2 separate regions of the Homo sapiens genome follow, and region 2 is linked to region 1. A link is a loop called in an ENCODE intact Hi-C map of the cell type or tissue named here. Cell type or tissue: Caco-2. All regions are shown on one strand. Each heading gives the region's core, and the rest is flanking DNA. Links, peaks and the distances in the headings are about the cores only.

Region 1 (4,406 bases), core at 118-4,117:
CCCTACTTGGAACATTACCTTTTCTTCCGATGAAGAGAGGTGCCTGACTGATCTGAATAGCCAGAACACTGGGTCAGGAATGAGACTGTGAGGTGGATAGGTTTCCGGCTGGCCTGGCAGGGGAGCTGAGGTAGCTCCCACCCTTCACCATGATAAAGCCTTTGCACATCTAATTGAGAGCTCCCTGACCACCTTCATCAAGGCTGGGACCTCTGCCCAGCATTGGGTATTACATCTACCAAACTGCTTTAGCTATAACTGGTGCCTACCCGGGGATACTGCCCCTACTGATCTGAAACCTGAATAATAAACTTAGTAAATAAAATACAAGGGAAAAATTAAATCAATAAATAAAGTGTACATTATGAGAGAATGAGATATACTTCAAGAGATCCCTGCCATTCCACCTCCATTGGAGACAGTGAACTGGCCCACACACCAAGTACATAACTACTACAGCTAGCATCTGGGAAAGCCAGTGCACAAAGAGTCTTTATAACTAAGGAACTCAAACAGAGTATTCACTACTAAAAGCACCAATAATCAAATTAGGCTATAAAAAACTATAAACATTAGGCCAGGCCTGGTGGCTCACTCCTGTAATCCCAGCACTTTGGGAGGCTGAGGTGGGCGGACCATGAGGTCAGGAGATCGAGACCATTCTGGCTAACACAGTGAAACCCCGTCTCTACTAAAAATACAAAAAATTAGCTGGGCACGGTGGTGGGTGCCTGTAGTCCCAGCTACTCAGGAGGCTGAGGCAGGAGAATGGCGTGAACCCAGGAGGCAGAGCTTGCAGTGAGCTGAGATCGCACCACTGCACTCCAGCCTGGGTGACAGAATGAGACACCATCTCAAAACAAAAACAAACAAACAAACAAAAAACAAAAAATATATAAACATTAAAGTCAGATTCTTTTAAGAGGGAAAATAGAAGTAAAAAATAAAATAAAAAATAAACTTAAGAACAATTTAAAGAAATAGTCTACCCAAATGAGAAGGAGCCCCCACAAAATCACACTAGCTCCCCAGCAATAGATCCAAACCAACAAGAAACCTTTAAAATACCACATAAAGAATTCAGAAGGCTGATTTTTTTTTTTTTTTTTTTTTGAGATGGAGTCTTGCTCTGTAACCCAGGCTGGAGTACAGCGGCGCGATCTCAGCTCACTGCCAGCTCTGCCTCCTGGGTTCATGCCATTCTCCTGCCTCAGCCTCCCGAGCAGCTGAGACTACAGGCACTCACCACCATGCCCAGCTAATTTTTTGTATTTTTAGTAAAGAAGGGGTTTCACCATGTTAGCCAGGATGGTCTCAATCTCCTGACCTCGTGATCCGCCTGCCTCAGCCTCCCAAAGTGCTGGGATTACAGGTGTGAGCCAGTGCGCCCAGCTCAGAAGGCTGATTATTAAGCTATTCAAGGAGATATTAGAGAAGGGTGAAAGCCAACATACAGTAATTTAAAAAGCAATCTAGCATATGAATAAAAAATTTTCCAGAGAGATTCATTGTAGGGGATCAGTCAGTGTGGTTGGAAAAATTGTAAGATGAAGTTATAGGATATAGATACAAACCTTCTCGGAAGGCCGGGAAGTTTGCATAGCTTGAGTAATAGATCTGGCTGAAGGCAGCCTAATCCTTACCTTGAGTAAATAGCTTAAACTAGGTGCAAAGGAATGTAAGGGAGTTTATCTAAATAATGTTTACTCATGTGGTGCTAAGACTAACCTTTGATCATTCGTGGGCAGGATGGCTCTCTTGGGAGAGGGCAACCAGATTAATTACCCACAAGTGTGCTGACTCAAAGCCTTTGTCATTTAATCTGTACTAAATAATGCAAACTTCACCGGCTTATTGAGGCGATGCTCCAGACTTAGGGCAGAGCCCCTTAGCCAGACCGACAGGCAGAATATCTGTGTCAGTGTATGTCTCTCATCTGTCACTGGGTCAGGGTCTGCGAGCCAGACCCCTGCAATTGATATCATAAAGAAAAACAAATCAGACATGGAAATGAAAGATACACTTAGGGAAATACAAAATGAAGTGGAAAGATTCAACAATAGATTAGAACAAGTAGAAGAAAAAATTTCAGAGCTCAAAGATAAGGCTTTTGAATTAACCCAATCAGACAAATATAAAGAAATAAGAATCAATAGAAATGAGCAAAATCACTAAGGAATATGGGATTCTGTAAAAGAGCCAAACCTAAAAATAATTGGCATTCCTGAGGGAGAAAAAAGTCTAAAAGTTTAGACACCTTATTTGAGGGAATAATTGAGGAAAACATTCCTGGCTTTGCTAGAAATGTACATATCCAAATACAAGAAGCTCAAAAAACCCCTTGGAAATTTCTTGCAAAAAAATCATCAGCAAGGCACATAGTCATCAAGCTATCTAAAGTCAACATGAAGGAAAGAATTTTAGAGCTATGAGACAAAAGCATCAGGTAACCTACAAAGGGAAAACTATCAGAGTAACAGCAGATTTCTCAGCAGAAACCTTACAAGCCAGTAGGAATTGGGGTCCTATCTTTAGCCTCCTTAAACAAAATAATTGTCAGCCAAGAATTTTGTATTCAGCAAAACTAAGATTCATAAATGAAGGGAAGATAAAGTCTTTTTCAGACAAACAAATACTGAGGGAATTTGCCACTACCAAACCAGCACTACAAGAAATGCTGAAAGAAGTTCTAAATCTTCAAACAAAAACTCAAAATACACCAAAATAGAACCCCCTTAAAGCAAAAATCTCACAGGGCCTATAAAACAATAACCCAATGAGAGAGAGAGAAAAAAAGTATCTAGATAACAACTAACATGATGAATAGAACAGTATCTCACATCTCAATATTAATGTTGAATGTAAATGGCCTAAATGCTTCATTTAAAAGATACAGAATGGCAGAATGGATTTTTAAAAACCACCAACCAAATATCTGCCATCTTTAGGAAACTCAGCCAACACTAAAGGACTCATAGAAATTTAAGGTAAAGGGGTGGTAAAAGATATTCTATGCAAATGGAAACTAAAAGGTATCAGGAGTAAGTGTTCTTGTATAAGGCAAAACAGATTTTAAAGCAACAAAAATAAAAATAGACAAGGACATTATATAGTGATAAAAGTATTAGTCCAACAAGAAGACATTACAATCCTAAATTTATATGCACCTAACACTGGAGCTCACAGATTTATAAATGAATTACTACTGGACCCAAGAAATGAGATAGACAGCAACACAATAATAGTGGGGACTTCAATATTCCACTGACAGCACTAGACGGGTCATCAAGACAGAACGTCAATGAAGAGGCAATGGACTTAAACTATACCCTAAAAAAATGAACTTAACATATTTATAGAACATTCTTCCCAAAAAACTGCAGAATACATATTCTTCTTATCAGCACATGGAACATTCTCCAAGACAGAACATATGATAGGCCACAAAACAAGTCTCAATAAATTTAAGACGATCAAAATCATATCAAGTATCTTCTCAGACCACAGTGGAATAAAACTGGAAATTAACTCCAAAAGGAACTCTCAAAATTCTACAAACACATGCAAATTAAATAATCTGCCCTTGAATGATTTTTGAGTTAACAATGAAATCAATATGAAATTTAAAAATTTTTTGAAATGAATGATAATAGTGACAACTTATCAAAACCTCTGTAATACAGCAAAAGTGGTGCTAAGAGGAAAGTTTATAATGTTAAAAGCCTACATAAAAACTCTGAAAGAGTGCAAATTGACAATCTAATGTCATCCCTCAAGGAACTAGAGAAACAAGGATAGACTAAACCCAAACCCAAAAGAAGAAGAAAAAAATAAAGATCAGAGCAGAACTAAACAAAACTAATTGAAACAAAAAAATACAAAAGATAAATGAAACAAAAATCTAGTTCTTCAAAAAGATAAACAAAATTGATAGACCATTAGTAAGATTAACCAGGAAAAGAAGAGAGAAGATACAAATAAACTCAACTAGAAGTGAAACTGGAGATATTACAACTGATACCACAGAAATACAAAAGATCATTAAAGACTACTATGAACACCTTTGTGCATACTAACTAGAAAATTTAGGGGAAATTGATAAATTCCTGGAAATATACAATCCTCCTAGATTAAATCAGGAAAAAATAGAAACCCTGAACAGAACATTAACAAGCAGTGAGATTGAATCAGTAATAAAAAAAAATGCCTACCAAAAAATTCCCAGACCAGATGGATTCACAGCTGAATTCTACCAGACATTCAAAGAAGAAATGGTACCAATATTATTGACACTATTCTGAAAGATAGACAAAGAGGGAATCCTTCCTAAATCACTCTATGAAGCCAGTATCACCTTAATAACAAAACCAAGAAAGAACATAACAAAAAAAAGAAAACTACAGACC
Region 2 (4,406 bases), core at 289-4,288, 84 kb after region 1:
AATGGTATTGCCTAGTTTTCTTCTTGGGTTTTAATGGTATTAGGCCTTATGTTTAAGTCTTTAATCCATCTTGAGTTAGTTTTTGTATAAGGTGTAAGGAAGGGGTCCAGTTTCAGTTTTCTGCATATGGCTCACCATTTTCCCAACATCATTTATTAAATAGGGAATCCTTTCCCCATGGCTTATTTTTGTCAGGTTTGTCAAAGATCAGATGGTTGTAGCTGTGTGGCATTATTTCTGAGGCCTTTGTTCTATTCCATTGGTTTATATATCTGTTTTGGTACCAGTACCATGCTGTTTTGGTTACTGTAGCCTTGCAGTATAGTTTGAAGTCAGGTAGCGTGATGCCTCCAGCTTTGTTCTTTTTGCTTAGGATTGTGTTGGCTATACAGGCTCTTTTTCCGTTCCATGTGAAATTTAAAGTAGTTTTTTTTTTAATTCTGTGAAGAAAGTCAATGGTAGCTTAATGGAAATTACATTGAATCTATAAATTATTTTGAGCAGTATGGCCATTTTCACGATATTGATTCTTCCTACCCATGAGCATGGAATTTTTTTCCATTTGTTTGTATCCTCTCTTGTTTCCTTGAGCAGTGGTTTGTAGTTCTCCTTCAAGAGGTCCTTCACATCCCTTGTAAGTTGGATATCTAGGTATTTATACTCTTTGTAGCAATTGTGAATAGGAGTTCACTCATGATTTGGCTTTCTGTCTGTTATTGGTGTATAGAAATGCTTGTGATTTTTGCACATTGATTTTCTATCCTGAGATTTTGCTGAAGTTGCTTATCAGCTTAAGCAGTTTTTGGGCTGAGACGATAGGGTTTCTTAAATATGCAATCATGTCATCTGCAAACAGAGACAATTTGACTTCCTCTCTTCCTATTTGAATACCTTTATTTCTTTGCCTTGCCTTATTGCCCTGACCCGAATGTCCAGTACTATGTTGAATAGGAGTGGTAAGAGAGGGCATCCTTGTCTTGTGCTGGTTTTCAAAGGGAATACTTTCAGCTTTTGCCCATTCAGTATGATATTGGCTGTGGGTTTGTCATAAATAGCTTATCATTTTGAGATACGTTTCATCAATACCTAGTTTATTGAGTGTTTTTGGCATGAAGATGTGTTGAATTTTATTGAAGGCCTTTTCTGCATCTATTGAGATAATCATGTGGTTTTTGTCATTGGTTCTGTTTATGTGATGGGTTACATTTATTGATTTGTGTATGCTGAACCAGCCTGGCATCCCAGGGATGAAGCTGACTCATTTGTGGTGGATAAGCCTTTTGATGTGCTGCTGGATTCGGTTTGCTGGTATTTTATTGAGGATGATTTTTGCATCAGTGTTCATCAGGGATATTGGCCTGAAATTTTCTTTTTTTGTTGTGTTTCTGCCAGGTCTTAGTATCAGGATAATGCTGGCCTCATAAAATGAATTGGGAGGAGTCCCTGTTTTTCTATTGTTTGGAATAGTTTCAGGAAGAATGGTACCAGCTCCTCTTTGTACCTCTGGTAGAATTGGCTATGAATCTGTCTGGTCCTGGGCTTTTTCTGGTTGGTAGGCTATTAATTACTCCCTCAATTTCAGAACTTGTTATTGGTCTATTTGGGGATTCGACTTCTTCCTGGTTTATTCTTGGGAGAGTGTATGTATCCAGGAATTTATCCATTTCCTTTAGATTTTCTAGTTTACTTACACAGAGGTGTTTATAGTATTCTGTGATGGTAGTTTGTATTTCTGTGGGATCAGTGGTTATATCCCCTTTATCATTTTTTACTGTATCTATTTGTTTCTTCTCTCTTTTCTTCTTTCTTAGTCTGGCTAGCAGTCTATCGATTTTGTTAATCTTTTCAAAAAACCAGCTCCTGGATTCATTGATTTTTTTGAAAGATTTTTTGAAAGAGTCTCTGTCTCTTTCAGTTCTGCTCTGATCTTAGTTATTTCCTGTCTTCTGCTAGCTTTGGAATTTGTTTGCTCTTGCTTATCTAGTTATTTTGTGATGTTAGGGTGTTGACTTTAGATCTTTCCCACTTTCTCAGGTGATCATTTAGTGCTATAAATTTCCCTGTAAACAGTACGTTAGCTGTGTCCCAGAGATTCTGGTACATTGTGTCTTTGTTCTCATTGGTTTCAAAGAGCTTATTTGTTTCTGCCTTAATTTCGTTATTTACCCAGTATTTATTCAAGAGCAGGTTGTTCAATTTCCATTTAGTTGTGTGGTTTTAAAACAAATTGTTTTAGATGTGCCTAGAAAATTATGACTATATGGTCTATAACACTACATTTTGTAGTACAACACTTGTAATGAAAAAAAATCATTATTTCCACCAAAGACCCCTCCTAATTTTTGCATTAACAATTTTCAGATTAAAGCAAAAAATTAATACAATTATCCTTGAAAAGGTATTTTTACAAAGCTCTCAAATTTTTGCTTTTTTCTATATATTTTTCATGTTTAACTTTTTAATTGTATTTTTCCCGTGAAAATCTACCAAGATTTCATTTTTAATCAAAGCTAAATTTTATGTGTTTTTTCTACATATTTATATGTGTACAATCTACATATTTTTATATTTATATATTTAATCCATTTATTTTATAATTGTAATGGACATTTCCACCATTCTGTCTGAGTTTTAGTTGTTGATTTTTACTGCGTTTTGGCTTTTTTCTCTATAAGCTATTTTTGTTTTTATTGCTGTAAGTATTCAGAAAATATTCTTGTCTTTTCATGCTTAGTGGTTGGATTTATTTTTTTAAGAAAAATAGATTTCCCTAATTAACAACATAAAGAATAACTTATCCATTTATATTTTATTTAAATAAAAGGAAGAATCAAGCATGATTTTATTTGGCCTCAGCCACTTCACTCTACATTTTGATTTTAAAAATCTGGGATTTTATACACAGTTAAGTATTATATTTTATCATTATTATCTTTAAATTATGTCTTAAAAAATTTATACAGTAATTATTTAGATGGAATTTTTATTTACTAGGCTTTGTTACTAGGTTTTAAAATTATTGTCCAGATCCCAATTTAAAGGATGCTACTGTTAGTTTTTCATCCCTGAAGACCATATCTCTCCAAGAGGTAGTGGAAATATTTTATTTCTTCTTTGTTTGGATTCTACAGCTTCTTTGTGATTTGCTTAGTGATGATCCCTTTGATATCTTTTAGATAATTAAATCTAAACTGAATTTGTAGAACTCTAATAATGTTGCATATGTATGTCCATTTTTATGAATGTTACAATGGGAAATAAAGATGACAATTCAAACTTTATTAGTAACTAGCTGGTACTGTATCCTAGAAATTTGTGCTTTTATATGGAATAGCTTAAAATATCCTGGAAGAGTCATTATGAGAAAATATTTTGAAAATAAACCAAAAAAAAGCCCTCAACTACAATTAAAATAGTATTATGTTGTCACTATTAACTTTACTCTTACTTCAAATAACACAACTGTTTTTGATCACATTGTTTTAAGTAATAGATTACCTTTAAGGTAAAATCTGCCTATTAGGAAAATTTTAGGGTTCATTTTTCTTCCTCCAATATTAAACAACTTAAGGAATATACTTGAGAAGTTACTCCCTGAAAAATAAAAAACATTGCTGTGTTTTGAATTATCTGATAATTGTATCAACAAACACACATAACTTGTATCAACATTTGGTATAACACAATGAGTAAAGCTTATTTGAGAATCGTATTATTTAAAAGGCCAAAATTTTCAATATGAATTTTGGAGCTGTATATAATAAATTTGAACTATGTTCAACATATTATCAGCTTTCTAAGAACACAGCTGCTAAACAACAAACTAAAATCTAATGAAAAGATAGTCTAGAGGAATAGCTACATAACTAAAACAGCAGAAACATTTTCTTAAACTACAACTTAATATGTTTCTTTTAAGCGTAGAAATCCTAGTTCCTGATCCTTTTCTTTGTAGCTAGGCAGCATTGATGCTGTGCAGTGGTTTCTTTTGGAATGTTACTTCGAGGTTGGATACAGAGAGCACTTCTCTGAGCAGTGGGTTCCTTTTATAGATCCTTTCAAATAAAGGCAGTTGAGTGTATCTGTTGAATGACCCATATGACTACTGGGCAAGTTAGTGAGGATCTAGAAAATCAATGAATATCACTAAGACAAGAAAAACTACTTTTTACATGAGTGATTAAATTTTAAAAATTATTTTTCTCATTTAAAACCATTATTTCAGACATACAGAGAATAGAAATATAAAGATAAAAATTTTGAGGAATTGGTAAAAATAGATATTTCTCATCATGAGGAGTTATACCAGAATCTGCAGTTAAAATAAGATCTAGATAAATTCCTAGTTCTTCAGTGTTCTTATCAGCTACCAGTTTTCTATACCCACATTCAGTGTGAAAGAGTAT

What was found. Peaks named below come from ENCODE experiments on the same cell type or tissue, not always from the same donor. Only the 100,000 strongest peaks of a DNase experiment are listed, where the experiment ranks them.
Region 2: a loop joins it to region 1, with 16 times the contacts of the local background. A loop is called at or near these places in 1 of 110 quality-filtered maps.

Annotation. Positions count from the first base shown.
Region 1 is chr5:130,473,833-130,478,238 of GRCh38, reverse strand. No RefSeq gene overlaps it. Among named protein-coding and RNA genes, the nearest start is that of CHSY3-AS1, 570 kb to the right of the region's middle. In Caco-2, for the core only: no CTCF peak of the experiment used is centred there; a DNase peak (open chromatin) is centred at 1,738.
Region 2 is chr5:130,389,510-130,393,915 of GRCh38, reverse strand. No RefSeq gene overlaps it. Among named protein-coding and RNA genes, the nearest start is that of CHSY3-AS1, 490 kb to the right of the region's middle. In Caco-2, for the core only: no CTCF peak of the experiment used is centred there; no DNase peak of the experiment used is centred there.